Linked DNA regions of Homo sapiens: region 2 is linked to region 1. A link is an interaction called in ENCODE POLR2A ChIA-PET data of the cell type or tissue named here. Cell type or tissue: Panc1. All regions are shown on one strand. Each heading gives the region's core, and the rest is flanking DNA. Links, peaks and the distances in the headings are about the cores only. Region 1 holds the start of LOC124907741 (a long non-coding RNA gene). Region 2 overlaps ATAD2B (ATPase family AAA domain containing 2B).

The links. Peaks named below come from ENCODE experiments on the same cell type or tissue, not always from the same donor. Only the 100,000 strongest peaks of a DNase experiment are listed, where the experiment ranks them.
Region 2: POLR2A ChIA-PET joins it to region 1 with 12 read pairs; 2 of 35 experiments call an interaction of 5 or more read pairs at or near these places.

Annotation. Positions count from the first base shown.
Region 1 is chr2:23,471,024-23,486,351 of GRCh38, forward strand. KLHL29 (kelch like family member 29) reads left to right here. Exons shown (of 14, transcript NM_052920.2): 2 at 4,537-4,644. It overlaps LOC124907741 (a long non-coding RNA gene), which reads right to left and starts at 4,481. Exons shown (of 2, transcript XR_007086244.1): 1 at 1-4,481. RefSeq lists an enhancer at 15,253-15,328. In Panc1, for the core only: no CTCF peak of the experiment used is centred there; a DNase peak (open chromatin) is centred at 10,098.
Region 2 is chr2:23,776,573-23,791,900 of GRCh38, forward strand. It overlaps ATAD2B (ATPase family AAA domain containing 2B), which reads right to left. Exons shown (of 28, transcript NM_017552.4): 20 at 11,940-12,075; 21 at 9,455-9,651; 22 at 6,297-6,456. Among named protein-coding and RNA genes, the nearest start is that of ATAD2B, 140 kb to the right of the region's middle. RefSeq lists an enhancer at 11,793-11,842. In Panc1, for the core only: no CTCF peak of the experiment used is centred there; no DNase peak of the experiment used is centred there.

The DNA of each region.
Region 1 (15,328 bases), core at 2,655-10,654:
CGTTCCTGCCCAGGGTCAGAGGTGCCGCAGAGTCCCATATCTGGGCTGACAGGAGGGTGGGCTCGGGAGCCGGTTTCCTCCCTACAGTTTACAGCCTCCAGTTCCTTTGCTTTTCTTTTCCAAGGAAGAAAGACTCTTTGTTGCCCAGTTTGCTGAGGGGTGCTGAACTTCTGGGTTCTGGACCCATAATTGGAGAGTGTGGTTACGACCCTGGCGGGGCTGCTTTCTGATGCTGTGTCAAACTGGAGGCTCCCTAATTGGTTTCTCCTCTCTTAAGGCAGTTTCTCTCCCCTAAAAACATGGTGTATTTTATAAAGAAGTAAAAAATCCTGGGGCCCTTGTTCATAATTCTCTTGACCATCAGTTTGGTTCATGTTAGGAACTATCTTTATTTATAGACTTAGAGGTAAAATGGATCTCAAAATTTTTCTCTAGTTTCATTTTGAAGCTCTCCAAGCATTTAACCCAAATAGCCCATTCAAGGGTCTTGCTTTCATATTGGTCTTAATGCCTTGTCAAAGTCAATTAACATCTCTTGAGTACCTTGGGAAGCTGAAAGTCCTAAGACCCCTTTCACAAGCAGTGACTGACTACCTACTGTATTTTTTAAAATAAATTAGAGTCCTCTGTCCTTTAGCTTTTACGATTTGTTTTCCTTAAGACTGTAGGCTGCCGTTTGATGAAATTAGTGGAAGGGAAAAGGTCAATTTGGCCAAAAGTGTCACAAATTAAGCCCTGAAGCAATCTCTTTATTCACCTGGAGATAGAAAACCATACCTGCCTCCCTGTGATTTCCTGGGTTCATTCCTGGGATTCATTTTCCCAGGCCATGATCTTTGGAAACGTTAAGATTTTACAGTGTTAACTTGGGAACAAAATTATTACTAAAAATTGGTTTCTAGTAATTTATTTTTAAATCACTTTTAAATACCATGTATCTCATTAGAGTGGGACATGCTTAGGTGCATGGATGTAGCTTATAGGCCTCCCAGAAAGGACAATAATGAGTCAAGGATCGTTTATACACCGCTACATGATGGGTGCTATGGACCAGAGATTCCAAAAGATACTGTCTATTAAGCCCAGGGTCTAACTGCAAGGCGTGGGGGTTGGGTGGGTGGGAAAAGAACAAGAAAGGAAAGATGTGAAAAAATAAATAAAATCACTGAGGCATAGACTGATGCTAAATGTTAACCGAGAACAGTTAGAAACCCTTTCAAGGAAAGAGTTTCTGGTTGGGGTCGGCAAAGATGTCGGGAAGCAGGTGTGCTTGCCCTGGACTTTGAGCAGGTGATGGCACTTCTGAGATGGTGATGCTGAGATGGAGGAAGAGGAGGAGGATGTCACGGGTTCTCTAGTTTTAGCACTTTGGGAGGCCGAGGCGGGCGGATCACAAGGTCAGAAGATCAAGACCATCCTGACCAACATGATGAAACCCTGTCTCTACTAAAAATACAAAAATTAGCCGGGCATGGCGGCGTGTGCCTGTAGTCCCAGCTACTTGGGAGACTGAGGCAGGAGAATTGCTTGAACCCGGGAGGCGGAGGCTGCAGTGAGCCAAGATTGCGCCACTGCACTCCAGCCTGGGCAACAGAGTGAGACTCCATCTCAAAACAAAACAAAACAAAACAAAACCTTGATAAATATGACCATTATGTGTCCTGGGGTTACTCTTCTCGAGTAGTATCTTTGTGGTATTCTCTGTATTTCCTCAATTTGAATGTTGGCCTAAAAAGAATGGGAAACAGAGGTTCCTAGGAGTTAAAGAACTTACCTGCTGTCACAAAACTAAGTGTCAGTGTTAGAATTCTAATTCAGATGTATCTGATTCCAGGGTCTTGCTTTTAACCCTCTCTGTGAATGTATCTATCGGGGTCTTGAAATAGACATATTCAAATGTGTAATTTGGAGAGAGTTAAGTAAAATGACTATCCACAAAGATGAATAGGCACAGTATAGAGAAACCATCATAGCACAGTGCCCCCAGGCTGATGATGGGATGAGGGGAATTACTGCCTTTGAGCATAATGGTCAGGGGAAGGAGCTATTACAGGAATCCAGAGAGAGAGCCTTGTGGAGCTCCTTGTTCCCCAGCTAGAGCCATGACCTGCAGGTGAGGGACACCCTGCTCATGAAGACGCAGAGAGGGAGGGGAGCAGGGGAACCAACAGTCAACCCTGACCCTGTCCCCAGTCTCCTGCTAGTGCTTGCATGGGCTGAACCTAACCAGAAGTCAGAGGGTCCAAAACATGAGGGATGCTCTCCATACAGGTCAGGTGAGCCTCCCAGGGCTCGCCTGGGAGAGGTGGGGAAGAACAGGGTGGGGAAGGTGGAAGGCAGGTCAAAAGGGCCCAACACAAAACATCCAGTACAGTCTATAATAGCCAATGGGTCATTCACTTCCAGACCTTTTCATCAGCACATGAGGAAAAGTCCCAGAGAACTCAGCTGTGCATGTGGTTTATTTTTGTTCAGAACTGTTTCAGTTGTCTCCCCTAGAGGTAGGGACCACAGAGATGGAAGGGCAAGGCCACTGTCGTCAGGACAGGCGTAGACAGCCTGTGCTTCCTTCCCACCACTGTCCCTCTAGGCTACAGTCTAGCCTATTCCATATTCATTCGGCACAGCCTGGAAAGGAAGTGGATTAACCCGACATGAACTCTGAGGGTTTTGGCTCAAGAAATTGGGAGCCACTTCTAAAGATGGTGGCTGGGATCTTTGGGCTCTCAAGTTAGTAGACTTCACAGTAGCCTACAGGGCCCTACGCAATCAGGATGCTCACCACTCTGGCCTCACCTCTTACTAGAATCTCCCTCCACCAGCCACAGTGGCTTCCTTGGTGGTCCTGGAACATACCAGCCATGTTCTCACTGGCTGTTCCCTCTGCCTAGAACACTTAGGGCCAGATGCCCACACGACCTACTCCTCATCTTGAAGTGTGTGCTCAAATGTCCTCCACTCACAAGACTGGCCCTGCCCACCCTACTTAAACTGCACCACAGGCCCCCCGACAACATGCACCCTACCCTGCTCCATTTCTTCTCTAATAAATTGCATATACTACCTTCCAAAATATGATACAATTTTCACTACTTTTTAAGTGTATTGTATATTCTGTGTTTCCACCCTCTAGAATATGAGCTCCCTGAGGGCAGGAGTACCTTTCTCTTTTGTTCACTCATGTATTCCCAGTGCCTTGAACATACTGCCTGACACATAGAGGGAATCAATATTTATTAAATGAATGAATGAATGAATGAGATTCTCAAGCACCTAAAAATGGTTTGACCCCTATCTCCTAGACCTCTCTGTTCACCAGCACTTATCTGCCAAGGATCTTTCCCAGAATACATCGATCACCAGTATTGCCAATACCTTGTGGTCAAAGTGATCAGTTTCTCCTTGTGCTTCACCTTGGAGAGGAAATGTACTCGCCACTTTGGTTCTGTGTCAAAATTAAATGGCGACCTTGGCTGATTTTGCTTCCCCGCAGAGGTTATTTCTTAGTCGTAAAGAGAACATTCTATCCTTGAGAAAAATAATATTTTTGCCACCTTCAGCTTGAAAATGGCTATTTGATATGGATCACGTGCATCTCTATCAGCGGCCGCTGGAAAAGCTTAGGTTGAGAGGATCTGAGAAAGACTCGTTGCGTTGTCAGAGGGAAGCTGACCATAAGGCAGAATGAGTTTACAATAACTTATTTACCTGTCCAAATCCTTCATATCACATTAAAGCTTTCCCCTGCTACCCGGGACTCTGGAGTGCTAAGAGGAAAAAGGAAAATCAATTGATAATGATATATTTGGTTTAAAAAAATATATTGATTCCCAGGTAATGACAGTCGTGCGTTTTGCAGTGGGGGATGCCATTTCCCGTTGTGAAGATGGCTTTCTCATAGATTACATTTAAAAGAAGGAACCAGGAGTAGCTCTGCCTCCCCGTAATAGATAGCCTCTTTCTCCTAGGTATTAAATCTATAATTTAAAAAAAAAAAAAAATTCTCCCCAGGGAACCTATTCTTTGCCTCCTCAAGGTCTTCTTGCCCATTGTGTGAAAAAAGTAATGATTTGTTTTTGTAATTCTAGAGTTTGTGTCCTTTTCAGTATTAGATTAAAGACTTAAATGTTTTCTTTTTCCCCATTGCTGGAGTTTCTTAGTTTGGATTAGATGGAAGACAATACCATTGTTCTCTCTGTTATTCAGTGTCAATGGCTCAATGGTGGGGATTAGGGCTGTGTGTATTCGGAGGATGGGCGGGGGATGCCTCATATCTGCCACTCGGAGTACTCTGCTACCCACTTCGCCCCACTTTGCATGTGCTGGCAGAGTTTGTGCACAGCCTGTGTGAGATAATCCACAGTATGCAACTCAGCATCAGGGATATCTGAGGCAGAGACTAGCATCCAGTTAGTGTGGGGACCACCCAGGATGCTGGAATTCAAAAGACATCTTTTTGCAAAAAAAAAAAAAGAAAAGAAAAAAAATTAGACCTTTTCCCCACCCCTACCCCACTGTTTTTCCCTCTCTTTCTAGACTATCTGGCTTCCTGGTGATGCTCACGCTTTGCTAAGTGTTGGCGGCCATCGTGGTTTTCGCATCCTGGGGACGAATCCTGAGCTTGCCAGAGACGGGCGGCGCAAGGTAGGTCTCTGCTTAGCTCACCTGGAAATAAGAAAGGCATCAGACCTGAGCATAGCCAGCTCTCTCCTCTCATGCTAAATGTGTGGGGGAAGGGAAGAAAGTACAGTAGGTCCCCTCGCCCTCTTCCTCAGTGCGATTTTACCACAGGCGTGTGTGATCAACTGGTACTGGGGCTTAGCTAAGCCATTTTAGCCTCAATCCTCCTAGAATCAACCAAAGAGAATATCTATGACTCTTTTTGTTGTTGTCCAGCCCAGGCTGGAGCGCAGTGGCGCAATCTTGGCTCACTGCAACCTCTGCCTCTGGGTTCAAGCGATCCTTCCACCTCAGCCTCCCAAGTAGCTGGGACTACAGGCATGTGCTATCACGACTGGCTATCACGTGTGCTATCACGACATGGTTTCACCATGTTGGCCAGGCTGGTCTCCAACTCCTGACCTCAAGTGATCTACCCGCTTCAGCCTCCCAAAGCGCTGCGATTGTAGGCGTGAGCCACCGTGCCCCATCAGAGAATCTCTGTGACAGTTCCTTGCTTACCTGGGTCTTGGCTTTCCCCAGGAGGTTAGATCTAGGGATGGCCAGCAACTAGATGACCTTTAACCTCCTTAAAAACTGTAATTAAGTTTTATAATTAAGTTTTGGTATTAAAATGTATTATTAAATATCATGAAAATATTATTTATTCATTATAAAGGGATTTTAAAGGATAGTAGCTAAAAGTATATAAATGACTTATAATCCTGTTCCCCAGAGATAACCATTTTAGTGTTTCTTTCCAAGCTTTTTCTTATGCACATACGTAAACAGTGCACACAGGATCTGACTGTGGGTACTGTTCGGGGGGCATGTTATTTAGATTCCACAATGTATCAAGCCATTTCGTATGTCGGTAAATAGAAATCTATATCACCATTTTTACAGACTGTCTACTCTGTGGATATAATAGCATACATGATTCACTTAATGCCCTAACGATGGACATTTAGCATATTTTAAATATTTCACTATTACAAATAACAGCACAACAAACATTGTTGCATATGTATCTGCATAGTCATTTGATTACTTCTTTGGCTTAAATTTTTAGAGTCCTAGCTTAAACTTTTGACTCCAGGTTCTCCAAGCAGGATCAGGCAGCCAGAAATGCCGGGGAACCTGGCCTGCCTTGGGAGGGCACAATCTTATGAACAGAATCCGTGATCTGGGATCTGCTTTAGCCCCCACCAGGCAGGCCAGGAATGTGCCTGCAGAGGCAAGGAGGCCTGGAGCTGGAGTTGACAACGTTCACCACATTTCATGCTACTGAAGGGACAGGAGCTGGGCCTGGAATGAAGCAGGCTGGAGGGCAGAGGAGTGGGCTCTCGGATCCAGGACAGTGGAGGCCCAGCTGGCCCAGCCTTGTATGTCCTTGTGGGACTTGAGCCTTTAGAAGTACAGGCTGCGTCTGCATAACACACAGGGCCTAGTGCTGGGTGAGCACAGGCCATAGCAGCCCCGGGACTGCTGTATTCTCAGCCGCCCACCCTCATGCCTTCTGACCGGTGGCCTCCTGGCCTCTGCCTTGGACCAAACTCCAGCTTCCCTCTGCAGCAGGGGCAGAACATCAGACCAACAAGGCTCCTGCCACGTCCAGATTCTCTGCTGGTCAGAGAGCTTTCTCTTTGGACTCAGAGACATTGAGGTTGGGGATGGCTGTCCCCTGCCAGAACCCTTGCACAGAGAGGAGAAAATATGGCTTTGGAATCTCAGGCTAGGCGCAGCCTTGGTTGTCAGCAGGAAGCGGGAGAAGGCTCTGGGCTGGGCCAGGATCAGCCACTGAAATGGAAGGTTCCCCACCCTGTGACCCCACAGTGCATCCAGCCTTCAGCCTCCCAGCAGCCCAGTGGGGGCAGCCAGAGGAGAGGTGGGTTCTTGACCTAGGGAGCTGGTGGGCTGTTGGCACACGCCCATGGCACCACTGGTGGGCGACAGCTGTCCTTGCTAGCGATATCGCCGGCACTGGGGAATCCTTTGCCTCCAGGCCTCCTGTTGGGTCAGAGAAGGGGAGTTGGAAAACAAGACAGCGCAGCGTCAGTTTGGCAGCCATGGCATCCCCGCTCCTACACGGGGCAAAGAAAAGATTGAGGACGTATTCTTCACAGAAGCCAGCTCTCCTTGGATGCACCTGTGAGTTTGGCAAGAGTGAAGGGAACAGAGACACCCCAGGGCAGTGGGTTTTGGTTTCTTCAATGTTGACCCTTAGTTTGGGGTCTAATCTTCCCTGCTGCTGATGCAGGGTGGCACATGGCTCTTGTTCTCTTGTTCGTCCTGAGCTCTGGCAATCATGTACTTTAGGATGGGGAGGGACTTTGAGGGCAGTTTCACCAGGCATAGCTGGTCAGATGCACCCTATGTGGGCCTCTATCTCTGTGCCCCCAGACCAGGGTCCCTGTTGTGAACTCAAGTCTGTCTTCCCTAGCACTCGGCCAGTTCCTGGAGGATGGGAATCATACCTGATCTGTCTCTGTGTTCCGCTCCCTCTGCCACTCATACCAGTACCTGATGAGCTCTCAGTAAACAAATCACTACGTGCAGCTGGGACTGTGCCTGGGAGTGTCCGCAACATGCAGCCTGGTGCTGGCTGTGCCCTCCCCTCACATGCAGGAGTCCCATTGATTTCCAAGATGATAGGAAGGTTCCGAGGCCCCTAGATGGTTCTGTGACCCCTGGGGATCAGTGGAAGCAGCTATCAGTTTACTGTGGAAACTGGGCCAGCTCACAGGGTCCTGTGTAACCTGCTACAAAACAGGCCAGTTCAAGAGCCATGTGTGGAGGGCTGCGCTCTGCTTTTCTGTGGTTTGGTGGAAATCACCCAAATAAGTAAGAAGGCCATACTGGAACCAGCTAGGAGGAGTGAAATCTGATACCTGCACTGCAGGAAAGAGGGGTGGGGGGAGTTGAGCCGAGGACTCAGTTTGCGCAGAGCCCAAGGCTGAGCCAAGAATGGCATTAGCAGACACCTCGGGCTCTGGAGGTGGTGAAGGGCAGTGCTGATCGTCACTGGTGCTGGAGCCACCCTGGGCAGCATCCCCTGCCTCCATCATTGAGGCCGTCTCAGTACTGTCTGTCCAGGCCGTTTGTCCCCCTGCCCTCAGCAAACGAAATGCCCTAGATGCCGCCTGTGTCTTCGGAGGAGGTTGCAAATGTCTCCAGAGCTAACGGCAGTTAGAGAACACCATGGGCCATGTCCTGGGCTTCCACACCCCCCGCCTTTACTTCCCCCAGTCCATCCTGCAGGCGTCCTCTCTGACCGCACTCCCCTGCCCGCTGCCTGCCTTCCCTCCCTCGTGCCATGGACAGCCTTACTTCCTGAGCTCTCCCCTTGTCCACTCCCCTCTTGGCCTCCGTGGTGTCCACCTCAAGGAGGGACCTGCAGGCAGACATCTCACTGCTGCTCCGGCCGACACAGACACTCTGCTGCCCCCTTGTCTTCTGACTGTACCTGCTTTCCCTGGCCCACTCTGGGGACCTCTGCAGCCCCTTCTTCAAATAGGTATGTGGGCGCTCACACCCCTGAAAAGGCCGTGTGACCACACCCACTAGCTGGGGCCCAGATCCCTCAACAGAACCTCAGCCGAACCCTCAGCCCTACACAGGCATCATTTGGGATTCTGGTCCGTTCCCTGCCTGGTGCCCTGCAGCTGCTCCGCACCTTTCCATCAACAGGGCTGCAGACCCCCAGCCTGCGCTGTCCACCTCGGTGTCAGCAAGTGGCCTCTCCTCCTGCTTCCTGTCCATCTTGCTCGTGTGAGCTGCCGTCCTCCAGCTCCACCGCCTCCTCCTGCCAGGAAGGGAAGCTGTTGGTGCCGCAGGCTTTCCTTGGCTCCCTGTATCCCCAGCCCTCCCTCCACTCCCTCTGCTTCAGCTGTTCCCAGACTTGACTCCCAGATGGCACCTCTGTCCTAAGGTCCGGACCATTTCTCCAGTGGCTCATGCGTAGCAGATCCCTGCTGTCTGATTCACATATCAGACTCTACCTGTCCAAAACAAAGCTGCTTCCTTGCTCTCCAAGGAAGCCTTGTACTCGTACTGTCTCAGTCCTCCTCCCTCCCTCCCTTAGCCATGCATCTCCTTCTCCTTTGCCTTAGGCTGCTCACCTTCCTTCCTGGACCCTGAGCTCACTGAGGACAGGGATCATCCTCTTTTCTCTACAAGCCCGGCACAGGGCCCTGTTCATGCATATCTCTTGGGATTAGATTATTTTATTCAGTTCAGAGATTACAGAACCACCGACAGTGTGTCCTCATAAGCAGCGTGGTGGCAGGGAACCTGGGATTGGAGGCAAGCTCTGGATTCTAGTCCCAAATCTACCTCTAACTCTGGGAAAGCCCTATAAAACCTTCTGAGCCTCAGTCTTCTGAGCTGTAAAACGGGAATAACCACGGCCTTCCCATTTCTCAGGACCTTGAAAGGTGACAAGGGAGGAACGGTGCCACCAGGGCCAGCAGTTCTTAGCCCTTGGTGCACATTGACCGGAGTGCTTTAAGAATTACAGATGGCCCGGCCGTGGTGGCTCACGCCTGTAATCCCAGCACTTTGGGAGGCCGAGGTGGGCGGATCACTTGAGGCCAGGAGTTCAGGACCAGCCTGGCCAACATGGTGAAACCCCATCTCTACTATAAATAAAAAAATTAGCCGGGCATGGTGACACACGCCTATAGTCCCAGGTACTCGGGAGGCTGAGGCAGGAGAGTTGCTTGAAAGTGGGAGGTGGAGGTTGCAGTGAGCTGAGATCGCACCACTGCACCACTCCACCCTAGGTGACAGCGGAAGATTCTGTCTCAAAAAAAAACAAAAAAAAACTACAGATGCCTAGGTCCTTCCCCCAGATATTCTAATTGCTGTCATGAGGATATCAGTGTGTTTTAAAACTTTAACCACTACTTTCAACTCATAGGTGTTATTACCAAGTTCCTGAATTCTATGGCTTGAGGAACTGAGATGGGAGTTATAAAGAGTTTGCAAAACAATATTCCTGGATGATGTGTAATTTGTCTCATCTTTCAGTTCCTTTAAAATCTACCCCCTGGATCAAGCCATCCAAAAGCTGGGTACCTTGGCTATGTTGTACTATGTTCATCTTGCGCCACCCCACATGAACTCTACGGGCTGTTAGAATATCTGCTGCCCTCCATCCAGGTCACAACAGTGCACCCTCGTTTAGGATTCTGTGGCAGTTCATGTTTATCCTGTCACTTGTGACTCCTTTGCTAGGACCCTTGGGAGAGGTGTCTCTGATTCCACCACAGACATATTCTTCTCCCGAGCCACTGTCATAGGATCTCATGGACCCACAAATCATGTTGTAACAGATTTGCCTCTTCCATGCTCTCGAAACGGTAACTCTCAACTCTGGCTGCCTATGACATCACCCAGGGAGATTTTTTAAATTCTCATACCCAGGCTACATACCAGATCTGTGAGATCACAGTCAGTCTCTGGGAGGTGGATCCAGGCATCTGGATTTTTGTAAAGCTCCCCAGGTGGTTCTGATGGGTGTGGCCAAGGTCAGAAGCACTGCCAAGCCTGGAGGCAGATTTGTGGCCCACCTGTAGCCTGTGTATGGCATTTTCTAAATACGGTTTCATGTAGGCAACATTCCCTCCTCCGTTTCCTGCTCCTACACTTGTGATTCTCTCTCCTACTTTTGATTTATGGTGTCTTAATGTATCCTTTTAAGTCCCCTGCAATCCTTTCTGGAACTTAGCAAAGTGAAAACAAATAGAGTAGAAAGGTTCCTGCTTTTCTCTGGCTGGGATCTGGGCACAGCTCCCACCCCAGTCAGCCCTCGCTGGAAAGAGGGTAGGAGCCTCCTGTTTCCCCAGCCACAGTAGCTGGTCAGCAGCCTCGTTCTGTAACCCCACAATGGGTAATTGTAGCTAGTTCTGCCAAGAGCCCTCCAAGATCCCGTAGAAGAGGCTGGTTTGGGCTGAGAGCGGTGGCTGACGCCTGTAATCCCAGCACTTTGAGAGGCCGAGGCAGGCAGATCATCCGAGGTCAGGAGTTCGAGACCAGCCTGACTGACATGGCGAAACGCTGTCTCTACTAGAAAATACAAAAATCAGCCGGGCGTGGTGGCACATGCTTGTAATCCCAACTGTTCGGGAGGCTGAGGCAGGAGAATTGCTTGAACCCGGGAGGCAGAGGTTGCAGTGAGCTGAGATCACACCACTGCACTGCAATCTGGGTGACAGGTTAAAAAAAAAAAAGAAGAAGAGGCTGGTTTGGTTCACAGCATCTGAGTGCTGAGACTGGGCTGGGGGGAGATCAGAGATGGCTAACGATGGTCACCAAAGCGCCACCCAGTTCAGGATTGTGGAAGGCCATGCCCCCCTTTTCCATCTTCCTTGTCCGCTGCCCTCAGTCCCATGCTAAACAGCAGGCGGAGATTGTCAACAAAAGGCTGGAGATGCCCAGGGATGGACTCTTTCCCCAGTCCTGAAAGCCAGGGAGCTGAGGATAGCATGCACATGGGCAGTTTCTCTTAGTGAATGGCGGGTGAGATGGAGGGGCGCACAGCCGTCCAGTCTAGCTACAGAACCTTGTTTGGCACCTGGGCTAGAAATAGCTTCTCCACAAACCTCAGAGTTTATTTTTACGGCAAAATTTGATTTTCTAAGAGGCCTGTCTCCTTGCTTACCTCGCACCTGCTCAGGTGGCTGCGGCTGCCAGGAACAGTGGTGAGTTTGTGTCCTCCGTGAGGGCACCTGGCCAAGGAGACATGGGTGCTGACCCCCAGCCTGTGCTCTGGGAGTGTCGCTGTGCCCTTGAGAGTTCAGAGAGAGGAGTGCCTCTTTCTAACTTGCACAAAAGCATCCATCGGGGAAAGCACCATGTGTGCATCCTGCTCAGGGAAAGCACTGTGTGTGCATACATTGAGTGACCATGCTCTGAAATTGATGGACTTCTCTCCTGTAGGGATGATCTCATTTACTCATACTCAGAGGCCACTCAGAAAGACTTTTAAGCTTTTGTTTTCTAATCATAAATTTCTCCTCTCTCCCTCCAACTCCACCCCTGTCTCTCTCTCTTACAACAGGACAAATAGTGCCAGGAGTACTGGGGACTACAGGATGAATACCCAGCACATGGTGAAACAGAAGAGTGTTGCAACGCTCACTCATTCATTCATTCATTCATTCATTCATTCATTCATTCATTCATCCATCACTTACTGGTAGTCACATTGTACATTGTCCTAGGTCTGGGATCCAGAGAGGTCAGACTTTCGCCCTGCCTGCAAGGAGCTCTCAGTCCGGTGGGGCAGCCAGTACATACGAATTCTTACATGATTAACGCGATCAATTCTTATGTGGCAAATATGTGATAAATGCAGCAAAAAGAATGTATACCAAGTGCTATGGAAGAGCAACTCATTTACTTGACTTAGTGAGCATCTACTATAATGCTAGGCATTGTTGTAGGCACCGGGGGTATCACAGTGACCATATGAGATAAAAACCCCTGACCCAGAGCACACACTTGAGGGGGTGAGAATATTCAGCAACTAGCTTAGTTTGATCAAAACCATAGGCTTCAAAGAAGAGGTGAGTTAAAGCTGGAAATTGAAACCTATGCATTTATATGTGTGTGTGCAGGGAACACTAGGCAATGGGAACAGCTTGTGTAAAAGCCTGAAGATATAAAAAGACCAAAGATATCAGAGCAAAAATGCTAAGGGAAACCTAAGAATTGGGAGACACAGCCTTGAATGCCATGCTAACCCTCCCAAGGTCACTGTCTCATATAATGGGGATGTAGCTGAAAGCTCACAGGGCATTGGCCAGAGCCACCCTCACAGCTAGGTTCCATGTGGACTCCCTGACCCCAAAACAGAGACTCCTTGGCAACTCCCACTCCAACTCCAATTTGTTGGAACCTCTAAGGCTAAAGATAGACGATTTATGTTACCTCCTTCTGTGACCTAGTGCTTTTAGGTTGCAAAGTGTTTTCATAGCTTCCTCTCCTGGATCATGAGAGGGACTCTAGGAGGTAGACAAAAAGGGGTTCTTGTTGCCATTTATTGTACCAAGGAGCAAACCAAAGCCCAGAGAGGTCTAGTATCTTGCTCAAGGTCACACAGCCCATCAGGCAGAGCAGAAACTAGAGTCCTTGTGTCCTGGTTCCTAATACAACCCAGGGGCCCTTCTTGTTCCCATGTCAGCTGCCACTCCTTATTTTGAAGCCTAAAAAGCTCTCAGCAAGTATCAATCACATGCCTGCCTGCCTCCCACGACCATTAGTGCAGCACATACGACGTGTCAAGCCAGGCATTGACCATCTGCTGGGCTGCAATGTGGTCCCAACCCCCACTCAGGAAGAGAACTGAAGGAGTCACGTATGGGCTGCCCTTCTTCCCACCCACCATGACCCAAGAGGCCTAAAGACCATGAGTCAACCAGACCCAGGCTGTCACCCTCCTGAGCCAAGTGGAACAGGTCACAGAATGACCATCGCAGGCTGGAGACCCCTCCACTTGCTCCTAGACCACCTGGAGGCCATTCATGACAGCCGCCAATACCTATTTTCACCCTTTCTTGTAATCAGGCTGGTTGTGAAGAGAATGGGGAGATTTCAGCCTCACACACAGAGCCCGAGCTCACCTGTGGAAGACAGACGTAGCCTAGCAGTCCTCACGGGCCACCCTTGATGTGTTGCAACTCATTTAGATAAAAGTGTCTGGCTCGTAAGGTAGCAGCAACAGCAAAAATCATTAGAAGCACATTTCTGCTTTTACAAAGTAACCTAGTAACAGCACAGGAGGCAACAATTAACCCGGCACTCCGTTCTCTAGGTACACAGGCAGGTGCTGAAAGTGGAAAACGGAAGTCAGAACACAGAGACATTCTGTCCAGGCCCTTCTGGGATCAGCACTCTGGGATGTGGGATGGCCCCGCCAGCCAGAGAGCCACACCCCTGCCATTAGCACAGAGAGGAGGTGTCCTCCCTCTCCATCTCAGAACAGTGTGATTATTTATTTAGCACCAGTTCAAGGCTTTCTGAAATGCATTCGCGGTGCTCTGCCATCTTGCGCAGGTCCTCCCTGAACTACCACTGCTGCCTCTGTGGATCAGATAAAGGAAATCTGGCCTGCACCAGTCTCTGCTGGGCTCTTGCTCCCATCTCTGCAGACTCCTGTTCTCCCTGACCTACCTGAGTGTTCATATCCCACCTTGGGGCACTTGGTCCCGCTGAGCAAGTCTTCCAGAAGCGCCTCTCCCATCCCTACCTATCTCCTGGCAAAGAGCTCCAGGGCCGCCCCCGAGGGAATTCTCTCTCCTCTGATGCCATTATGCCATTTCTCTCCCTGGCACCCTTGTAGTACTTGCTGCTTCCTGGTTCCGGTGTGGTCCTGTCACTGTCCAGTATGCCCAAGGCTCATTCCCACCCCCAGTACTGAGGGCAGCCTGCAGAGCCAAACACCCTACACAGGCTGAAAAGGAATTGATGAATGGAAAAAGTCAGTTCCCACGGCCTCTGGCTGTGCTCCTGGCCCCTCAGCCCCACGTCCTCAGATCCCAGAACTCTCTCAGGAGACTACCGGGAGTCTTTGGTGGCAGGGACTGTCTCAGTCAGTGTGTCTCAGTCACAAAGCCTGGCACAAAGAAGGCTCTCAAATGTTTCTGAGATAAATGAATGATCTAAAGTGGCTCCTTTAACCTGTCTAAATTGTGTGTGAAAGGAGCCAGCCACACCCATCAAGGCAGCTAACAGCTGCCCATGTTAGGGCAGAGGGTGACGCACTGACCCTGCTCTCCCAAGGCCACCACCCCTGGGGACATGGTGCACCCAGCCAGAGCCCTCCTTCCCACTGTTCCAAGCATAGTCCATGGCCCAGGAGGAAGCTAGGCCTCCCAGATCTTGCTAGAACCCAGGCTCTCAGTATGCTCAACATTGCATTCAAGCCATGTTTAGAAAGGTATGTTCCATATTCAGAGGGTCCTCACGGCCTTTGTTCATTCATTCAGGCAACAGCAAGCAGCAGAAAGTAAATGGTCACAAGCACAGCTGCTAGACTGCTTTGGTCCTAACCCCAGCCCTGCCCCTTTCCAGCTGTGCAACCTCTGGGCACAGTCCTTAACCTCCCTGTGCCTCAGTTTCTTCATGTGCAAAATAGAGATTTTCATAAAATTTTCTGGTGGTTGTAAGGACTAAATGAGTTAACATAATAAAGTGCCTAGAATAGTGCGTAAGACATGTACAAGGCTTTGCTCTTATTATTCTAAAAGACTAGGACCTGGCTGAGTCATGGACTTAATTCATACCTTCTTTGAGCCCAAATGCATCTTCAAGGAAGGTGTCGGCATGCCCACCTCCCACCCTCACCTGTCAGTCATCCTGCAGCCTTCGCTTGCTGAATGCATCCAGTCGTAGGGGATGTCTGTCTGTTCCCAGAGAGGTGGCCCTCCTTGGCCCACCAGATCCCAGACAGCCACTGGGCTGCATCCTATTCCAGTTCTCCATAGGCCACAGCAGAGGGTCCTGGGGCCCCTCCCACTTACTTCTGGTAGGGAATCTGCAAGCACCTATCACAGCCCCATTTCATTTAGCCCCTCACCCCATGAAAAGGGTCTGAACTCCTGATCAGCACACAGTGTCCAGCAGCCCAAACCTGGACAGTGATGAATGGGCCATCCGAGATGCT
Region 2 (15,328 bases), core at 2,520-10,519, 310 kb after region 1:
ACTCTATTCTCCAGACTTGTTTTTTTCATACCTCTGTTTCCTCAGCCTAGAGTCAATGCCCTTCCCAATCTTGCTAATCTCCAGGTAGTGTCTTCTCCTCTGTGCTCCACTAACCAGGTAACGTATTTCTAATAAGACCTTATGACACTGTCTTATAATCATCTGCTGGCACCTTAAGACATTATTCATGATTGCCACCTCTATGGTATCCCTTTATCTTAATAATATTTGTTATTATAATCACCAATAATTTGATAAGTGTATTTATCATCTCTAAAAATTGATGACTTTCTATATAGTAGGGATTGTGTTTCATATAACTGTTACAGGCTGAAATGCATCTCCTCTAAATTTATATGTGGAAGGCTTAACTCCCAGTACCTTAAAATATGACTGTATTTGGAGACAAGGCCTTTAAAAAGATAATTAAAATGAGGACATATGGGTGGGTTCTAATCCAATCTGACTGATGTCCTTACAAGGAGAGAAAATTTGGACACACCAAGAAACACCAAGGGCACACAAGCATAGGGAAAAGGCCATGTGAGGACACAGAGAGAAGGAGGCCACCATCTGCAAGCCAAGAAAAGAGGCCTCAGGAGAAACCAACCTGCTGACACTTTTATTTTGAATTGATAACCTCTAGAACTGTGAGAAAATTAATTTCTGTTACATTTTGTTATGGTAGCACTAGTAAACTAATACAATTACATATAGAATAATGCCTGCCACATAGTAGTTATCCGGTAGGCATTATGGATCTATCATAATACTGATATATCTATATCTATATCTATATCTATATCTATATCTATATCTTGGTCTCAAAAGGCAAGAATTGTCAGAGTCATCTTTGTAGTCTAGGCACCCAGCTCAGTAATTAGCAGATAGTACTCATAAACACTAACAGAAAAATGAGTGAGTTTGGTTGAAACAACTCATGAAATACAACTGTGGCAGATAAATTTAGAAATGTATTAAGAGCAAAACACAGAGGGCTCCAAAAGTTTGGGTGAATCTGGGGGCTTTAATCCTATACAATTTGAACAACATAGAAGATTTTGAGACAACTAAAACATTAGGGCGAAAATTTCAGCAAAACTAGTCAAATGATGGTATATAGCATATGAATAGGCCTGGGGGATATAGGAGGGGTGAACTGCAAGACCGAGAATGGGGATGAGCCAAACATAATATATCATGTATCTATACTGTAGTAATTAGGGCCAAATATCTGATACTGGTCACATTTAGAACACAGGTCAATTTCTTCTTGTTCCCATCATTTAATTTCTGTTCCCATCATCCTCAAGGGAGACAATCTGGGTCAACACTTAGGCAACGTGTATATCTTTCAAAATGTTGGCTTTTGTCTTCTATGTATATGTTAGTTTTTTCCCCAAATGGCCAAGTGTTCTGTAAAAGAGAACACTGTAAGCTTCCAAATACTCATGGGAACTTGTAAACGTAATACAACATTCATGTAATTTCCACTTGCTACACAACACACCCTGAGGATGTTTTTCTGGAACATAACAAGTGGTTCTGTTGCTAAGAAAAAAAAAAGAGGTTGCTTGATGAAAGATATGAAAAAAATCTAAACACAGCCAAAATAATGCATTTGAACAATATCACTTTTTGTATCAGAACAAGTGAAGAAAGCAGAGCCATATTCTTTCATTGTGGAACTGCATTTTGTAGTAAAATATTATTATGCACCAGAAACCATTACTTCTTCCTTAAAATATTAATATCAATGTGGTTATAATTAATTACTGAGAAGGGAAAAATATGGATTGATCTTCTCAACTGGCTTTTTCTAAGCACTTAAATTCATTTTCACTACCAGCCCTTAGATTTGTTTCAAAATAGAATTACATTTAAAGTATGGTCCAGGGAATGTAATAAGCACAAAGTATAAAGGGTCATTCTAGAGCAAATATGCAGGTACCCACTAAGAAACCAACTTATAAAAAAATTAAAGCACAATTTAAATAATGATCATAAGAATACAAACACAAACAGCTAACCTTTATGGAACTCTTATCATGTCCCAGCTACTCTGCTAAAGGCTTAAGATATTTAGGATGAACCATATGAAAATGGCAATTTCATAAGGTTCAACCTAATACACTTGCTCATTTAATTCTTACAACCATCCCATTTAAGAATGTTGTTATCATCCCCATTTTACAGATGAGGAAACTAAAATTCAGAAGGCTTAATTTGATCAAAGTTAAAGAGCTAGGAAATAGGAGAAATGGGACTAAAGCCTAGGTCTGAATCCAAAGCCCATATTCTCATTACATATTACACAATAACAGCAGTCTCTGCGTCTTGAAAACCAGGCTGAAGGTATAGGCACACAAGCACTCTCACACACTGCTCAAAACCACTACATATACAGTTGTACGGGTTGTACCCTCACATAGGACCCCAGCAAGGGAAGGGAGTGAAATGGGGCCGACATCCAGCCCATGCTTTACTATCCATCCTGTTACAGGATGGCATCCAACTGAAGAAGGTTCTCTTACTTACCAAAAATTGCTATAGTGGCTAACAGTGACCCTGATGCTGTTGGTATAATTTTTTTTTTCTTTTCTTTTTTTTTTTTTTTTTTTGAGACAGAGTCTCGCTCTGTCTCCCAGGCTGGAGTGCAGTGGCGTGATCTCAGCTCACTGCAAGCTCCGCCTCCCGGGTTCATGCTATTCCCCTGCCTCAGCCTCCTGAGTAGCTGTGACTATAGGCGCCCACCACCACGCCTCGCTAATTTTTTGTATTTTTAGTAGAGACAGGGTTTCACTGTGTTAGCCAGGATGGTCTCGATCTCCTGACCTCGTGATCCACCCACCTCGGCCTCCCAAAGTGCTGGGATTACAGGCATGAACCACTGCACCCAGCCCGCTGCTGGTATAATTTTTAAGAATTTTGAGAGAAAATTTTAATAGTACAGATTAAAAGTCTTAAAAGATATATATTCTTTGATCCAGAAATTTCACTTTAAGGAACTTATTCTAAGGAAATAATTAAGAATCAACATAAAATTTGCATTACAAAGATATTTATCAGCGTTTATAAAAGAGGAAAAAACTAAAAAATCTAATATGTCCAACAATCGGGTATTAGCTGTTATATGAGATCTACATATGATTAAAATAATGTTGGAGAAATATATTAATTAATAAGCTTTTCACAAAATATTATAGGAATGACAAAATTTATAAAAATCCTAGTCATTTTAGTAAAACTAAGATGCATGTATATATTCTACATACAGTATATCCGTGGATGGGGACGGAAACAGAGAAAAAACACTAAGTGATGGAATTAATACGTTTTTAATATTCTTCTTTGTTCTACTTTCGCATATTTTTCTATAAGATATATATAAGCTGGGTGCACTAGCTCACATGGGTAATACCAGCACTTTGGGAGGCCAAGGTGGGCAGATCACTTGAACCCAGGAGTTTGAGACCAGCCTGGGCAACATGGCGAGACCTCTTCTCTACAAACAAAAACACAAAAATTAGCCAGGTGTGGTGGCGTGTGCCTGTATTACCCAGCTACCAGGAGGCTAGGGTGGGAGGATTGCTTGAGCCCAGGAGACAAAGGTTGCAGTGAGATGAGGTCACACCGCTGCACTCCAGCCTGAGCAACAGAACAAGATGCTGTCTCCAAAAAAAAAAGTATATACTTGTGTGTGTGTGTGTGTGTGTGTGTGTGTGTGTGTGTTATATAAAATAACTTAAAAAGAGGTAAAGCAAACAAACAGCAAAAACTATAAGAGGCAAATAACATAAAGCTGAAAAACTGTTACATAGGAAGTCCAGCCATCCAAAATTTTATTCTGCCTCCTAACTTGGAAATTACTGGGTTGATGCAAAACAACTGCAGTTTTTGCAATTATAGAATCTGTGATTTATTATGGTTGAAACTGAAGCAAAAAATATCTAATTTCATGTGAAATTGAGAAATCTAGGTCATTTTACCATATGGCCTGGGTTGAGAACCACTGCCTCAAAATACAGATACAAAACAAAGCACAGGCCAGGCGCGGTGGCTCACACCTATAATCCCAGCACTCTGGGAGGCCGAGAGGGGCAGATCACCTGGGGTCAGGACTTTAAGACCAGCCTGGCCAACATGATGAAACCCCATCTCTACTAAAAATGCAAAAATTAGCTGGGCGTAGTGGCACGTGCCTGTAGTCCCAGCTACTCGGGAGGGTGAGGCACGAGAAAGAATCACTTGAATCCAGGAGGCGGAGGTTACAGTGAACCACTATCGCGCCACTGCACTCCAGCCTGGGTGACACAGTGACTCTGTCTCAAACAAAAAACAAAACAAAGCACAAATTATACTCTAAATATCTTTAGATAACAAAAACTTAAATGAATGTTTTAAAAATAAGAAGCATTTTTTTTTAGTATTACCTATCAAATAAATAGAATTCTCAATAGAGTGAAAAAGCGAAAAGTGGCTCCTGACAGCCAGGAGTTGGCCTGGCACTGTCAGCTAGGCCTCGGCGTACTACAATTAAACATAAACAATTTCACAGAAAGTGGCTCCTGACAGCCAGGAGCTGGCCTGGCACTATCAGCTAGGCCTCAAGGTACTACAATTAAACATAAACAATTTCACAGAACACCAGTATCAGACAAGGCCACCCTGTGCTCATGATGGGTCAAGAGAAAAATTAAACCACTCTGTCTAATCATGTCTAAACACAGACAAAACATGAACATTGTCCTGACCACAAAAAAATAAATAAATAAATAAATAAATAAATAAATAAATAAATAAATAATCAGGCTGGGCACAGTGGCTCAGGCCTGTAATCCCAGCACTTTGGGAGACCGAGGCTGGCAGACCACTTGAGATTACAAGTTTGAGACCAGCCTAGCCAACATGGTGAAACCCCATCTCTACTAAAAATACAAAAATTAGCTGGACGTGGTGGCAGGTGCCTGAAATCCCAGCTACTCGGGAGGCTGAGCCAGGAGAATCACTTGAACCCAGGAGGCGGAGGTTGCAGTAAGCTGAGATCATGCCACTGTACTCCAACTGGGGCAACAGACGGAGATTCCATCTCAAAAAAATAAAAATAAACAATAATAGCCAATGACCAAACATAATCCTGACTAATATGAATGACTGCTGTTTCTTTTTTTTTTTTCTTGTCTTTCCTTTTTATTTTGAGAAAGGCTGCTGTTTCTTTTTTTTTCTTTCTTTCTTTTCTTTCCTTTCCTTTTTATTTTGAGAAAGGCTATCGCTATGTTGCCCAGGCTGGAGTACAGTGGCATGATCACAGCTCACTGCAGCCTCAACCTCCAGGGCTCAAGTGAGCCTCCCACCTCAGTCTCTCAAGTAGCTAGGACTACAAGTGCGCAACCACCACACACAGCTAATTTTTGTAATTTTTTTGTAGAGGCGAGGTTTTGCCATGTTACTCAGGCTGGCCTGCTAACTCCTGAGGTCAAGTGATCCATTCACCCCGGCCTCCCAAAGTGCTGGGATTACAGGTGCAAGCCACCACACCCAGCCAACTTCTGTTTCTTTATCAATCACAGCTTTATTAGCCTTGCTCCATTTTCTTGCCTTCTAGGTTCTTAAAATTATTCCTACTTTCTAACAGCATCTAATCCACTGCAAAGCCCCACTTCCTTATACTCTAACCAAAATCACTTAACGCAAGTCCAAATCCTATATGGTTCCCTATGACACATATTCTTCCTCAGTATAATAAATCACCTCATTTTGTTTTACTGCAGATATATTCCTGGCAGTCTTCCCTGGAGAGCGATAACAAAAGTTGGGACTATACACTTGAATACAGGATGGATTAGGAGTAAAATAACACAGTTACATAGAAATCCCAACAATCAAAAGAACAGATAACATTCTACATAAAGAACAGATAACATTCCACATAAAAGGATCTTTTGACACATAAACTGATCCTATTATGGATTTCCATGAATTCGAAATTCTGAATCTTTATCAGCCCTGCAATTGTTGACTAATATATTTTCAATTAAATTCTCAAATTACAATGTAAATATAAAAAGTAGAAGGTAAATGAAGAAACAAACCCCTGAAAATAATACCTACAACTATACAATTCTCTACTTTAAACACATTATTTTTATGTAGGCTATGAGCTTCTTATTGAGAAGTTTTGAAAAACAACAGGTCATGAAAATTATCTATCTAGAACACAGGCATGACTTAGTATTTAAACGGTAAACTGTCTTCTGATTGATTATCAAGGGGAACCTTGCCCTATGCATCCTTACCTCCTGGGTCCTTATCTGGATTATACTCTAAAGCATTGCTACAGATGAGGTCAATATCTTTCAGGAAATCCTTTGCAGTCAGGTAATTATGTTTATCAATTTTAGTTATTACTGTTGATAAGTCCATTGGTTCCTTGATTACTTCAAGATAATCTGAAACCTAAAACAGATATTTTAATAAAAATTACTTCCAGTTTTTCACATCATCTCAGTTCATAAAAACACAAAATAAAAACAAAGTTCTTTAAAAATTAAATCTAAATATCAAATAAATAATTTATAAAGATAAAATTGCAGCGCTATTTATGCTACCAAAGTTACTATCTGTCATACTTTCCATGAAAGCTTCAGTTTCCAAGTCATACCTAAATCAACTCTGAAATGTTTCTGTTCTTAAAATTTGAAACCATGTCAGCTTTTTTTTTTTTTTTTTAATCCTTCGGGCATATCCGGGAAGATAATGTATGGGCAAAAGTTCCCAATGAGCATCAATAAATATGACTTCAGGAAAAAAATTAAGGAAAATAAAAAGCAAAGACTTTTCATACTATGAGATAAGTTATTCTGATAAATCTCTTTAAATTTTCAACAAAAATTTTCTTTTTCAGTTTTCTAGAGTGAACTATTTCATGGAAAGTATTTTCCACTCCTTTGGAGTCATCACAAACATTTAGAGTCAATTATATAAGAAAATTAAGTATAGTTTTCCTAACCAGTACGAGATCTGCTGGATTTGTCCCTAAGTATAAAGAAATCTACAAACAAACAAACATGCTGCTTTCTGTGCTGATTTTCTGTGAGATAACCCTAAACAGGAGATATTACGTCATGATTTGCCCAATAAATTGAGTATCCCTGACCAACAAGAAAGTGTTAGCAACTTATGTATCTACTGCCTTCCCCAATGCAAATCTCAAATCAAGTAAATAGGTTTGCTATAACAGCAGTCTTAGCAGTAATGTCTAAAATTAGTCCAGGAAAGATTTCTGGGGAGATGGTTAAGTTCTGCTCTATGAAGTTTCAGATGGCATCGATACCATTATTTTTAAATTTACACATTCACACACACACGCACATATATGTAATTTATATGTTTTTTAATGTTTAGGATTACTTATAAAAAATATTAAGTAGAAGTGTATGTGTGCTTTATTTTTCACCTTTTAGGAACTGAAAAACCAGTCAATCTCCCTATAAGGGAGGTAGCAGAGTTATACTGAAACAAACTACCTCAGAAGATATTAGCTGGATTCCTGCTTCTGGTATTTGACATAAATGCCTGTGTATAAGTGGAAACTGTTTTATAAACTAAAAAGCACTATAAAATGTATATTATTAAAGACTATAAATGTTACCACTCTATGCTTAATTTTAAATTTAACATTTATTTTCTAAAGTTTTGCTTTCTCTGCAGTCTGCTTTGGAATTTGATAAAGTTTTCAGACATTTTAAATTCATTAGTTAAATAAAAACTTTTGTTTTAGGTTATCTTGTTTTCCCCTCTCTATCCTTCCCAGAGACTCCTATGTTCTCAGCTTAAGAGCAGAACGAACCTAAGAAGAAAGATAAAGGAGAAAAGAAGAGAAATACAACCCTAAATAAAATATTTATCTGACCAACATTTTCTATCCCCTTACCGTCATTTATAAAACTATTACAGATGGCATTTGAAAATCTGACAAATCTTCTTTGATTAGAAAGAAAAGAGTTTTCCTGAGCAAAAGCAAAATTGGTTTACTCTCAGCATGGGAAGTTGAGTTGGGGGCAAGCCCCTATCCTTTAAGAAGTGTTAGAGTCCAAATATACCAAATAGGGGAGTGGAAGAAAGGGCACACACACATATCACATTTATTTAAAATAATTTTTTAATCGGCTGATAGTTTTAAAATTATTTAAAAACACTATGGGGGGGGGGATGACCCAGCAATATAAACTGATATTTATTAATTTAAAAAGCCAATTAGGCATGTCCTGTTATCCCAGTGGAAAGATATAAAGTAGCTATGATAATGAATGTGGGCTTTGAATTTTAAAAAACTTTCAAGTCTTGGCTATGTCACTTGCCAACAAGTCTGTTTCCTCAACTGCAAAGTAAGAATAATAATAATGATCCTACAAGGTTGATAAGAGGATCAAATGGAAAAAACAGTGTATTGTGGATAAAGGTACAAATAAAATTATAGATAGTCTCTTCATTCCAAAAAGGGGGGAAAGTATTTCTTTTCAGACTTGCCAGGGGGGAGGAATGTAAATGCTAGCTCATTCTTCCTAGTAACAGATGAGGTAATGGTTTCAAAGGTATCTGCTCAGGTCCAAAAGCACAGATTTCACAATTAGGATACAACATTAAACCCTGAATCACCCATAATTCATTTTTTTAAAAAAAGAAATGAATAAAAACTAAAAACACCAAAGCTGTTCAAACATGGAGTCTGAACTATAAGAAAGAGGCCAGTAAAGATTACATTGTGTTCATCCACACACTACATTATCCCAGGATAAAACAAAAACCAAAAATGTAGTTGATAGTATTAGATTCCCAAATGGAAAATTTCTTTTCTCATCATCACAAACCATGCTCCCACAAGCACACAAAATAATACACATATAAAGTGAGAAATTTTCCACTGGGAGCAGAGAAAATCCTTAGAAAGAAAAATAATTTAGTTGCACGGGATATGTTTTAACTTCAAACAGCATCCCAGCCACAGGCATTTCCAAAATATGAAAGACAAAGAAATTTCAGGTTTTTAGCTACCTCTTTTGATGAGGTATACATAATTTGGGAAATGCCAGTATTAACTGGTATTGATTGGTTAATACCAATATACTCTTTGACAGCAGAATTTATCCTGGAATAAAAATAATCTAGTATGGATATTTGACTAAGGCAACCTTTAATCCTCTTAAATCGAAGAGTAAGAGACCACAAAGGTTAATAATAATTAAGAGGCCAATATAAATTGGTCGCTAATTTCATCCAAAAGTCACCAGATGTTTGCTGATGACATCGGTAGTTATCACATGGATTAAAATTTTATAGGCTAGGGGTAATATTCATCCATGCCTTTGCTTTTTTTTCCTTCCAAAAAAAGATGTCAATATTTTTTTCTTTTAGCCAGTTCAACTTCACTGTTTGCACACTACTGAAACAAGACCTCTTCAATATCCACCGGTTTGCTGAAGATGTTAAAGCGTTTATCTGTGGCCAGCCTCTTGGTTACATCCCTGAGAAACAACCGCAACTCTCTTAAAGTATTTTCCTCCTGGTCCTCCATTCGACTTTTTTCTGATTCTGATAATTGACGAGGTGGAGAAGGTAGTGCAAGAGGAAGCACTTCCATAGCACAAAGAGCTAGAGAAAACAGAAGAAAATGTTAAGATTCCAACGTCGTGGGCCAGGACCCTTTTTTGGCATTCTCTCAAAATGTTCTTTAAAGAAAAGAATTACAAATACAGTCATGTGTTGCTTAACAACAGGGATACATTCTAAGAAATGTGCAGTTAGGCAATTTTGTCATTGTGTGAACATCATAAGAGTATACCTGCACAAACCTAGATGGTATAGCCTATGACATACCTAGGCTATATGGTAAAGCTTATTGCTCCTAGGCTACAAACCTGGACAGCATGTGACTATACTGAATACTGTAGGCAACTGTAGCACAGTCGTATTTCTGTATCTGAACATAGAAAAGGTATAGTAAAAATACAGTATTATACTTTTATGAGGCCACCATCGTATATGCAGTCCATCGTTGACCAAAACGTCATTATGCAGCGCATGACTATATGTGTGAAACATGCAAATCCAGCAAGTAAAAATTTGCACAGAAACAAAAAGGGAATAGCTTCACTTTATAAAATAACTCACAACAGGACCCCTTTAAAAAACAAAATAATTTGATTTTGAAATATTATTTATATATAACTTACGAGAAATAGTTCAACACAAATATCTCCCAGTAAAGTATTACACACTGATTTTCTTAAGTCAACCTTGTTTAAAAACTGCTTCTTAAAATGGTATTACCTTAAATGCATAAAAAGTATAATGGGCAAGTAATATTTGAACCTTCCTATCCCCAAAAGAATTCTGATTTTAGGCAGGTCTCCTGCCCTCGTATTCTGAGTACAACAGAGTACGGATAGTGAATGGCACCTGCAGGAAGGGAGGGAAAAAAAAAAAAAGGAACTAAAAAAAGAATTCCACAGTCATGAAGGAGATGGAAAACCAGTCCTAAGTGTCATATGTAAAATCCATGGTACTCACTATCTATCCTAAGAAAAACAAAAAATCTTCTTAAAAGGTAAAGTATTAACTTTCCTAATTACAACGTTCTCTAATTTTAAAAGATTTCCCCTGATATCACACTACAGCTCAGAATTAAAATTCTAAGAATTTTTCACTGATTTTTAAATAGCTCCTAAGATGAAAAGTGAAAGTCAACAGAAGCAACTGAAAAAGAATTATATCAATCGTAAACATAGAAAATTCAGATCTATGAGATTAAAATATATCTAGAAGCATGAAAGATTGAAATAAATCATTTTCATAATGAAATATTTAGATTAACAGGAAGCAACAAAATAAACATAAATAAGGTATAATTTACATATTCAATTTCCCAAGGTTTTGGGAGGGAAAAAACCATAACTACAGCAATTTGACAGGGGTTCATTTTTAAAACACCAATAAAATTTGGAAAGGAGCCACTAAAGAACAATAAAATTATTAAAATGTTACATAATATAACCAATGAAAAACAAACAAAGTAAAAAGAATATGGAAAAATAAGGACTTGGCAGGGATGGGAAATGTATTGAGTATCCTACAAGAAGGGCTCTAAGAAACATAAAAGATGGAACAAGGGTAAAGAGGCTTAAAAATTTTTACCAAACAGGATTGCTACTTCCTAGAAGAGGCTGAAAGATTAAGCAGGTAGATCTTATCCTTTACACATCTTTAAGATTAGGAAAAGAAAATCTCTTTTGAATGACTTAGAATGCAGCCCTTACTATGTCAAGGAACTGAAATCTGAGAAATTCTTGAGGTACCTCTTAAGCTCAATTCTTGAGTCCAAAATTATTGAGTCCAAACCCAAGAAAAATCTAACACTTAAAACAAAGGCAGGATAGATTTTCAAATGGCTAGAATACAACGTTAAATGTAAGGGGTCCTAAATAAGTATTTGAAAAGTCAATCAATAAATAAACTAGAAATGGCAAATGTTCTAAGCAGCTATTAGCCCATCAAATCTATCATGGCCCAAAAAGTAATGAGCACAACACCTGGTGTTCACAACCTGCCAGTTCAACTCCTGGGTACTTACTGTGACTAAAACAGAGGAGAACTGAAGACTTTTTTCTATGACTTTTTGAGCCCCATAATGTGACATCTACCACAGGATGTGGTTGAAGTCATAAGAAGAAGTCCTGTTTAGCAAAGCTTTAACAAGGCTATACTTCCCAATCTCAAGTCAGGTGAACACAATGGACACTTCCACACGTCATCTAAAGATAAACAGAACCTGACAAACTGTCCTCACTTCCAAGAAGAAAGGGCTAAAATAAACTGACTCCAAGAAAGGGTATTTCTTAACTCCATCCCTCCCATTTTCCTAAAGGCTTTACAAACTTTACCAGCATGTTTCCTTCGTGGTGGAGCCATTGATGCCTGATTGAGAATCAATTCTTGAAAAAATTTTCTTCTGTCTTCTTCAATAGGCCTTTGAATATACAAGACCTCTTCATACTGTATTCTAAAGATACATTTAACCTACACATATACACACACACAAAGACATTAAATATATAAAGAATTAAAAGCTTACATATCATACCAAATTGCAATGTCTTCATCTTCCAGTATCATGTTCAATATTCATAGACCATTCACATGGGGTTATAGTTAACCTAGTCCTAGGCTATGCTGTTGAAGGGTTCAACCGCATGGGCTAAACAGGAATGGAAGAATGTCCAGTTACCCAAGTCATTAATGAATGATACTACATATCTAGTAAGAGTCATCAGATAATAGCAAAAAGGATAGCTGGTTGTAACAGATGGCAACAATCTCAAAGGCTTTTACATTAAGAGGGGAAAAGTAATTACTTCGAATCTATAATAGTACAGCTGGAAGAATGTTAACATTGCCATCTCTTATCCTCGTATTTCTTTGTACTCCCTATCCATTGACTTCCCTTACTGTGCTCTTTCCCTACCAAGTCTATTTCACTGTAATCTCTGGAATCCTGGTTCCACTGCAAAGAAACTATACCTCTAGTCTAGTTTATGCTCCATGACACACTCCAAAAAAATTAAGCCAATTATTCTCATATCCTTCAGCTCCATCCACTTGGTGATTACTCACCTCTTCTGTTTACCTACTCAGACTTTGACCCCAGGTGTCCACCTTCCAAGATATGCTGTTTAAATGCTCTTTACCTCATCCAAATTTGTCTACTATGGCATTAAACACTGTATTTAATTTTTATGGTTTTTCTAGAATGTCTACCTTCTACCTTCTAGACACCAAACTCCCTGAGAACAGAGACCACTTCTTATTCACCTATTTTTCTATACCTATCCCAGTGCCTGGTATTTAGCAATGCCTAATAAGTATGTACTGAAAGAGTTAACCTTGTGATTTTTGTTACCCAGCCCAAATCAAACAGGAAACTGCAAATAAAAAAAGGGAGAAAGTCACCAGTATGGAAAGATAGACCAACCATGACACTGTGAAAATATGGATTAGAATCAAAGACATCATATTCCTGCCCAAATTTAGCCACACATTTGTGGTAAAATTTGAATAATTCATTCAGTTTGTCATTTCTAACCACTTACTGGATTAAACCTATGAAATGAACCCTTAAAAATTCCATAAATATGATATCATTCTACCTTCATAACAATGAGGTAAGTATTATTTCCTCATTTTACAGATGGGGAAACTGGGGCTTAGAAAGATTTAAGTAATTGGCTTAAGGTAATAAAGTGAATAAAGAAGACTAAATTATATAAACTGTCAATGCCTTTTCCAGCTCTGAAATTCTAAGAGAAGAAGAAACAATGAAAGGTAAACATCAGAATTCAAAAACTGGATGGGGAATTATTTATCTCAACCTAAAGTCAAATCATTTAAAAGTTCATAAAATTTCACCTTGTGTCGTTCCAGTGCTTTTGTAGACTACCTTCATGCACAGTTCCCTCCAACCCTTTAATCAATGCTTTGATGGCCTTTCTTTGAAAGTTCTGGAAGTAAATTTACTACTGAACATGCTTTGTATGTCAAACATCATGCCAGACACTGCAGTTATAAAACTGAAGAAAATGTCTTTGTTCTCTGCTGTCAAAGATTTTAGAGTATCAGAAGAAAAGCATTATGATACTATGCTGGGAGTACTGTAACAGAGGTAGCAAAACAGAGCAGAGACCTTGCAAGGGGTGAAAAGACACTAGGTAAGATGTACCAGAAATCACTTATATCAATTGGGTCTTGAAAAATAAGTAGAACTTAATATCCTAGACGTACCACGATTTCGTTCAAGAATGGCAAAACATTTCATTTTAACTATTTTCTCTGATAATTTTCAATACTATGTTAACACTTTATGAATACAAAAGCATACCAAGAACAGGCCTACAATAATCCATGGATATTCTTACCAGGTTACTACCAACACCTTAGAATCCAACATTTTATAAGTGGGATAAATTATACTTCTCTAAGTTCACTCCTAACTTTATCTTCTGACAGTCCTAGCCTCAAACTTCATGGTGTACCAAAGACAAGCCTTCCATAATTCCCAGAACAAATCACGCTCTGTTTCACATTGGTTCACACTGGTTGTGATACATAGTATTCACTCATTCCTGACCCCTTCTTTAATGCACCACTCAAGCTGATGCTTTCTGTGTGATGCCTTCCCTAACTTTCCCAGATGCACTTAGGCACACCTTCCAATATTTCTGAAAAAACAGTTCAATAATGTTCAGTAAATTTTTACAGATGTGTAGCCATCACAAGCACATTTTAGAACATTTCCATTACCCCAAAAAGTTTCCTCAGGCCTATCTGCAGTCAATCCCCACTCCCACTCCCATGTCCCAGCCTAACAACCACTGATAATGCTTTCTGTCTCTAGAGAATTGCCTCTTCTAGACATTTTGTATCATACAACTGACAGTCTTTTATGCCTGGCTTCTGTCACTTAAAACTTCAGGTTTTTCCAAGTTGTAGTATGTATTAGTATTTCATTCCATTTATTGCTGAATAGTATTTCATCACATTTTGTTTAGCCATTCACCAATTAAGGAACATTTGGATTGTTTCCACTTTTTGCTAGTATGAGTACAACAACTAGAAACATTCCCATACAAATGTCTTTCTGTGAAAGTATGTTTTCATTTCTTTTGTGTAGATAACTAGGAGTGGAATTGCTGAGTCATACCATAAATTTATGTTTAACTTTGGAAAGTGGCTGCACCATTTTACAATCCCACCAGCAGTATATAAGGACTCCAGTTTCTATATCCTTGCCAATACTTGGTATTCTTTATTTTTGATTACAGCTATTAGGTTGGTGCAAAAGCACTTTTTTTTTTTTTTTGCAGCTTTCAATGGCAAAAAACGCAATTACTCTTGCCCAACCTATATTTTAGTGGGTTGCAGTGGTATTTCATTCCTGAATGACTGATAATGAGCATCTTTTCATACACTTATCATCCATTTACATATACTCTAAGGAACCTCATATAAAAGGAATTATACAAAATTTGTCCTATGACTAAGTTAGCATAATGTCTTCAAGCTTCATCCATGTTACAACATGCATCAAAATTTTCTCCTTTTTAAGGCTAAATAATGTTCCATTGTATATGCTACATTTTGTTTATCCTTTCAACTATCAATGGACACTGAGGATGTTTCCACCTTTTGGTTACTATGAATGATGCTGTTGTGAACATGGGTGTGCAAATACCTGTTCAAGTCCCTGCTTTCAATTCTTTTGAGTAAGTACCTAGAA